2 separate regions of the Homo sapiens genome follow, and region 2 is linked to region 1. The links are chromatin contacts, found by Hi-C or POLR2A ChIA-PET in ENCODE. All regions are on one chromosome and are shown on one strand. Each heading gives the region's core, a stretch centred on a gene start or an enhancer-like site at or near the end of the contact. The rest is flanking DNA. Distances are from core to core; before and after follow the strand shown.

Evidence for each region. Hi-C counts contacts between places; a loop is a spot of excess contacts on that map. ChIA-PET counts read pairs that join two places held with the same protein, here RNA polymerase II (POLR2A). Pooled maps may share reads with other maps.
Region 2: a pooled map of heart right ventricle shows a loop between it and region 1 (2.0-fold over the local background). The contact joins two enhancer-like sites. A Hi-C loop is called at or near these places in 1 of 168 maps with a recorded cell type or tissue (posterior vena cava) and 6 of 50 pooled maps. POLR2A ChIA-PET finds 5 or more read pairs at or near these places in 2 of 52 experiments (activated CD4-positive, alpha-beta memory T cell and activated T-cell).

What each region holds. Positions count from the first base shown.
Region 1 is chr6:14,440,001-14,443,596 of GRCh38, reverse strand. All of the region lies in intron 2 of LOC105374942 (a long non-coding RNA gene), which reads left to right. The region is part of intron 1 of LOC101928331 (a long non-coding RNA gene); the gene reads right to left. Among named protein-coding and RNA genes, the nearest start is that of LINC01108, 160 kb to the right of the region's middle. RefSeq lists an enhancer at 1,483-2,181. Within about 2 kb of position 2,013, at least 6 of the 41 ENCODE cell types and tissues checked have a DNase peak (open chromatin) inside an H3K27ac peak, as active enhancers do.
Region 2 is chr6:15,611,053-15,614,648 of GRCh38, reverse strand. The region is part of intron 6 of DTNBP1 (dystrobrevin binding protein 1); the gene reads left to right. Among named protein-coding and RNA genes, the nearest start is that of DTNBP1, 50 kb to the left of the region's middle. RefSeq lists enhancers at 1,571-1,640, 1,681-1,790. Within about 2 kb of position 1,693, at least 3 of the 41 ENCODE cell types and tissues checked have a DNase peak (open chromatin) inside an H3K27ac peak, as active enhancers do.

The DNA.
Region 1 (3,596 bases), core at 764-3,263:
TGTAGGAACTGTCCACAGAATATACACATATGTGTATGCATGTGTGTTCATATATATATATTAACTATTGGGAGGAAGACTTTTCGTCTATTCAATTAGTTTGGAATGCTTGGGGGCCTGCAGATTAACTGGCAATAGACAGATTAGCAGAAGAAAAGAGAAGATTTATTTACGCATGCATTTGACGTCACTAATGAGTAACTCACTGAATACCCAGTGGTGAAGGTTTCTATACAGGTTGAATATCCCTTATTTGAAATGCTTGGGACTTAGAAGTGTTTCAGATTTTGGATTTTTTCAGATTTTGGAATGTTTGCATACGCGTAATGAGATCTTGGGAATCTCAGGCCCTATGTCTAAACACAAAATTCATTTATGTTTTCCATGCAACTTATACCCATAGACTGATGATAACTTCATACAGTTTTAAAGAGAATTTTGCACATAAACAAAGTTTGTGTCCTTTCGTATATGTGTCTGGAATTTTCCACTTGTGGCATCCTCTCAGTGCTCAAAAACTTTCTGAGTTTTAGAGCAGTTTGGATTTTGGATTAAGGATGCTCGAATTGTACCAATATAACAAAAAAGGGAGCAGCAGGAATTTAGGGATTCGATGGGAAAATGTGTAAGGTGCAGTGCGTTTTTCTTTGTGCCAATGGGAAGGGACAATTTGTCCACTTCCTGGAATTCGCAGGAAAGCCCCTCAGAGCAGGGTTAATAGCAGCCTGTATTTTTGAAAGACTCTGTGTTAGTCAGATAAGGAAAGTTCAGATAAGATTTTAAATATTCTCACCTCTAAACAACCTTTATGCCAAAGCTGTCATCCCTTTAATACATATATGCATGCATATACACATGTAAATATATATTATATAGGTATATATACATACACATATGATTTATGTATACCTATATAATATATATTTATATAGGTATACACACACGGGATATTCTATACTTACACCACTTATGGCAATTATTTTTAAAATCTCCCTGCTTTTTCTCTTGTTCATCTCTGCCCCCTCCCAAGATCCTGGCTTGCCCTCCTGATGCCCGCAGGGTCAGGACCAGATCTAGGAGAAATGAGGAAGTCGCAAAGTGGCATGTGTAGACTGCGTGGTTTGCTGAGAGCCTTCAGTATGATGACAGGGTAGCGCTAGGCTCTTAGGTCCGCCGTGAATCTAAGTGCAAGTCAGTTATGCTTGGCTCAAGCTCTTTACCCTCTAAGTAGATTTCCCAGGGAGTTTCAGAAACACCAGCACAGGACGGAGGAATTTTCCGAGAGTGCGTGCTCCTGCATTAGCGGGTGTACGCAAGAGCCAGAGAAATCTGGGCTCTCATATTCACTGGGCTCCCACTGGCTAGAAAACTCAGGGTCTAAACTCCAGCGAACATTCTCAAAAGAATCAAAGAACCTCTCTACCTCTTCCTACATTGTGTGGCCACTGTTGACTCTCTCCCACAGCACTCCCAGAAATTGTTCTGGATCTTTCCTAGAAGACAGCTTAGGGACATTTATCTTTCCCCTGTCCTCCTTGGTGACAGCATGTGTGGACCACTCCCCACTGGTTGGCATCTCATCTCGGCCCCTTTGCCTCATTTCTACGCTGCAGAGAGTTTCCCACAAAATTTTCCCACAAATTTTTTTTTTTAGCATTTAGCGGGGATTTCACCAGCAAAGCAAAAGACTCTGCCTGCAGGCTGATTGGTTGCAAAAGAAAAGGTGAAGACATTTCTGAAGAATGGTCCCATTTGAGAAGCGAAAAGCAGCCCTGGTCAAACTTGTGGCCTAGTCCCCTGTGAGTGTTTTTGTCGCTCAGTAGACTGCTTCTGCCACTGTTTATCCAGCACAGGGAAGGTGCTTTGAATAGATGTCTTTGCTGACACGGATCCCTTTGCTTTGTGAATAGGGCGATTACTGAACAATGAAGCTGTTACATTAGGAGCAGGAGCTGGCTGGAGCCAACAAATCTCCTCTACGTTTACAGAGCTATAATTATCCAAAGTTTCAAAACACAATGGTATCTGCTGAGAGGGAACATCTGGGAGGGAACCAAGCCATCCCAATTAAAGGAGCGATGCACAGCCCATGGACTGGATGAGTCCGCATTAATGGGGTGGTGATTTTTTTAGATGTCACTCAAGTTAACAAATGTGCTGAAAGGTTTAAGCAGAACAAATGTGCAGGGGGATAAAAAAATCACATCAAGAAGAGAGATCTGTTTTATAAGAACATCTACAAATTGGTTGCAGAAAGCATTCCAGGCTGCTGTTATGAACACTAATCAAGAGAAAAATGTTTCATGAGGTTTTTCCCATATGAAAATAAAAGCTTTTTCCAGTTGCCATTTCATTTCAAAATAAATTCTTTTAACCTCCAGAGGACCCCGCGTGACAGAGTGGGGTGGGAGGACAGCATTGTGGGGAGGTCTGAGTGGTTCGGGGTTATGGGGCTTGTGCCGGCACTTAGGCTCACCATAAAGATTAGGGGAAATTGGTTGTTTTGAGAGATTGGAGACTTGATCCTATAAATAGATTTGGCCCAGATAGTAGCGCTGGACTCCGCTTTGCCAATGAAGTTTACAGCATGCTCTCCGCCGTAACAATCTGTCCTAAAATGGGTATGGGCCACATGCTTAGGGCTCCTGAGCACTTCAAGACCTACAATCTAAATCAAGGGTCTATTGCACCTATTACATAAGTTGAGGGCAATTCTTCCAGGTTAAAAAAAAAAAAAAAAAAAACTAAAAGAATAGTTATGAGGGCAGTAACAAAACCAGACAAAAGAATCTCTTATTCATCATCTTATACCTCTGGGAATGTTTGCTCTAATGGAGTGAGAGTTCCATCGGGGGCGGGGAGTGGGGCCAGCATAGAGGATTATTTCTTCAATTATGCTTCCTTCCCATCTGTTTGGGGGCACTGCAGCAGCATCACACAAGGACTCAGCTCAGTTCTGAAGGCAGAATCTGGAAAATGATTTGGGTCATCACAGGCTATACAGCAGAGCCCACAGTAGGCTAAATCAGGAAAGTGGGGTGTTGGACAGGTTTTTCCCAAGCTGTCCTTTTCTGGGCTTTTGCTGATGCTCCTGCTGCAATGGGGTCCCTCCCCACTTTCAGTGCCCTGTTGGTCCCCCTTCTGATTGTTTCCCACAGAAGTACACTAAAACATGCTGACAGAGCACTTGCTAGCTTTCACTTACTCCAAAGGGAGAAAAAGTTTAAGTCTCTTTATCAACTTTCCCATAGGTATTTGCATGATTATTGCCGCAAAAGCAGTATTATAGCAACATAAAAAATGAATAATTAAAAACAGTTACCAATTAACCCACCACCCTACTACCATTTGAGTACCCCTAAGCCCATTTGTTCGCTGAGCCTTCACCTGCTTTTTCCTTTCTGCTTTGTGAAATATTTGCCTATTTCTAAGTTTTACTATGGAAGGTAATACCACCATCAACACGTGCATTCTTTTTAACCTTCTGTGAAAGATCTCTCCAGAAATCTTGGACCGATGCACAGTACTGGGAACTGAATTGTGCCAAAATTCATATGTTGAAGTGTTAACCCCCTGTATTTGGAGATACAGATGTT
Region 2 (3,596 bases), core at 444-2,943, 1.2 Mb before region 1:
GATGGAAAAGGAGTCTAAGGGTAACAGCCTGCTAGACTAGCTCTGGCATCCCAAGTCCTGCAGTGGCCATCTCAGAGAAGGAAGGTACAGGGTTGGTATTTCTGAAGTCCGTGGGGAGTCAGTCTCAGAGGACATGAGACAGACTGTCATCTGTGCTGGGCGCCTCTGGAACTGAAGCTGGAGGCGGGCTTTGCTAGTTGGGAGGAAGCGGAAGTCATGGGATTGGGTCTGGCTGTGGCCCAAGAGCAGATTTGGTGGAGAGAAAGATGGATAGGTTGGGCAGAGTACACTCTTGGTGTTAGGAGTGTTGATGAGTGGAGCTGTTCTGGATCTAGGATGTGACAATAACAGGAGTGGGTTGCTATCATGGACAGGAGGAGCTGGTCACTAATATACCACCACCCCCCTACCCCCAATGAAGCTAATACATAGGTGAGGTGGATTATTGTATTGATGTTAAAATCTTCTAGAATGAGGCCAAGGGATGAGGCAGAAATGAATAGAAATGAGTATTTTAGAACACAAGTTCTCAATCAGGGTCATGTGTCCTTAGAGATGGGCACTAAATGTTAATGAGCCATAAGAGTCACCTGGGGAGAGTATTTAAAATGGGGATTCCTGGGCTTCATCCTTGGGGAGTCCATTCTAAAGTTAATTCCAGTGGAGAAAGTTGAAATGACTCCTTATTCCACAAGCCTCTAGAATGGTTTAAATTTAGAATGGTTTGAAACAGGCATTCTAGGTAATTCTGATATGGGTGGCCTGTGGACCATAGTTTGAGAGACTGCCAGGCAGGGATGGGAGATTGGGTTGTGTGCAGGCTGTAAATGGAAGAGCTTCAGAAGAGCTCCAGGGAGGCCATGGATCAAATTGTTCACAAAAGGTTGTATGTGTGCGAATTTTCCAGAGGTGCTTTCTGTACATTTCATTTGTCCCACAAAGATTGTAGGAGGGCATTTGGCAGCATTAAGAATGGAGTCCTTGGCCAGGTGCAGTGGCTCACGCCTGTAATCCTAGCATTTTGGGAGGCCAAGGCGGGCAGATCATGTGGTCAGGAGATCGATACTGTGCTGGCTAACACGGTGAAACCCTGTCTCTACTAAAAATACAAAAAATTAGCCGGGTGTGGTGGCGGGCGCCTGTAGTCCCAGCTACTCGGGAGGCTGAGGCAGGAGAATGGCATGAACCCGGGAGGCGCAGCTTGCAGTGAGCCGAGATCGCGCCACTGCACTCCATCCTGGGCAACAGAGCAAGACTCCGTCTCAAAAAAAAAAAAAAAAAAAAAAAAAAATGGGGTCCGTGTCAAAAAAGGGGCATTTTTTTTTTTTTTTTTTTTTTTTTTTTTGAGATGGAGTTTCACTGTTGTTGCTCAGGCTGGAGTGCAATGGCATGATCTCGGCTCACTGCAACCTCCGCCTCCTGGGTTAAAGCGTTTCTTCTGTCTCCCGAGTAGCTGGGATTACAGGCTCACACCACCACGCCCAGCAAATTTTTTTTATTTTTAGTAGAGATGGAGTTTCACCGTGTTGGCCAGGCTGGTCTCAAACCCCTGACCTCTGATGATCCACTCGCCTCAGCCTCCCAAAGTGCTGGGATTACAGGCGTGAGCCATCACGCCTGGCCTAGAGAAGGGACTTTTGAATGAGTGGGTGAGCCTTGTGACCCAGGGCATTTCCAGACTGATATGTGGGTGTGGGAAAAGAGGAACTTCCCTTAAGAGGAAGATAGCAGAGGTAGAAATGGTCAGGCTAGTCTTCATTGTTAAATGAAAAGTTAGAGAGACATTCTGTTGTGAAGAAGTTAGGCATGGAAATATGTTTATAATGCAACAAGAGTTTCAAGGAACATGGTAAGAAGGCCTAGAATTTTGAGAGGAAATTTTTGCAGGAGGTTGGACAGCTTGGGTACAGGTCATGTGACCCTAGAAGGTGGTTTTCTCGTGTGTGAAATGGGGATAATAATAGTACAGTACATTATAGGGTTTTAGGGAATCAGTAAAGTGCTTGGAATAGTGCTTGGCACCAGCTAAGTGCTCTGTCAGTGGCTGCCAGCTCTGACTAACTCGTATTATTACTTGTGCAGCTATAAAGAAATGGGTATTCTATATTTTTAAATAGCCCATTGCTTTTTAGCTACATAATACAAAAAGTATATGAATATTGTGATTTTTCTATCAAGATATGTTGAAATGTGATTGTTGGAAACATATGATAGCAATACCTCAAAGATATTGTGGATTCTGTTCCAGTCCACTGCATTCTGCAGTAAAGCTAGTTACATGATTTTTTTTTTGCTTTCCTAGTGCATATAAAAATTATGTTTATACAGTATGTAGTCTATTAAATGTGCACTAGCATTATGTCTTAAAGCACAATGTACATACCTTAATTAAAAATACTTTATTGCTGATGATCATCAGCCTTCAGTGAGTTGTAATCTTTTTGATGGTGGAGAGTCTTGCCTCTATGGTAATGGCTGCTGACTTATCAGGTGGTGGTTGCTGAAGGTTAAGATGGCTGTGGCATTATCTTAATTAAAATAAGATAACAATGAAGTTTGCTACATCGATTGACTCTTTCTTCCTGGAAAGATTTCTCTGCAGCATGCGTTGCTGTTTGACAGCATTTCACCCATAGTAGAATTACTTAAAAAATTGGAATCAATCCTCTCAAACATTGCTGCTGCTTTATCAACTCAGTGTACATAACATTCTATGTCCTTTCTTGTCATTTCAAAAATGTTCACAGCATCTTCACCAGAAGTAGGTTTCTTCTCAAGAAACCACTTCCTTTGCTCATCCATAGGAAGTAACTCCTCATCTGTTTAAGTTGGATCACGAGATTGCAGTAATTCAATCGTATCTTCAGGCTTCACTTCTAATTCTAGTTCTCTTGCTATTTCTACCACATCTGTAGCTATTTCCTTCACAGAAATCTTGAACCTGTCAGAGTCATCCATGAGGGTTGGAATCCACTTCTTCAAAATTCTTGCTAATGTTTGATATTTTGACCTCCTCACATTAATTATGAACATTCTTAATGGCATCTGGAATAGTTAACCCTTTCCAGAGGTTTTCAGTTGACCTAGATCCGTTGAAGGAATCATTATCTATGGCAGCTATAGCCTTACAAATTGTATTTCTTAAATAATAAGACTTGAAAGTTGAAATGACTCCTTATTCCATAGGCTGCAGAATCAGTGTTGCGTTCACAACAATGAAACAACGTTGTTCTCCTTGTTCATCTCCATGAGAGCTCTTGGGTGACCAGGTGCATTGTCAAGGAGCAATATTATTTGGAAAGGAATTTGTTTTTTTTTTCTGAGCAGTAGGTCTGAACAGTAGGCTTAAAGTATTCAGTAAACTATGCCACAAACAGATATGCTTTCACCCAGGCTTTGTTGTTACATTTATACAGCACAGGCAGAGTAAATTTAGCATAATTCTATGGATTTTCAGGATGCCTCCAAAGATTTTCAGAGTAGTAAATGAGGCATTGGCTTCAGCTTAAAAGTCACCAGTTGTATTAGTCCCTAACAAGAGAATCAGACTGTCCTTTGAAGGTTTGAAGCCAGGCATGGACTTCCTCTCTCTAGCT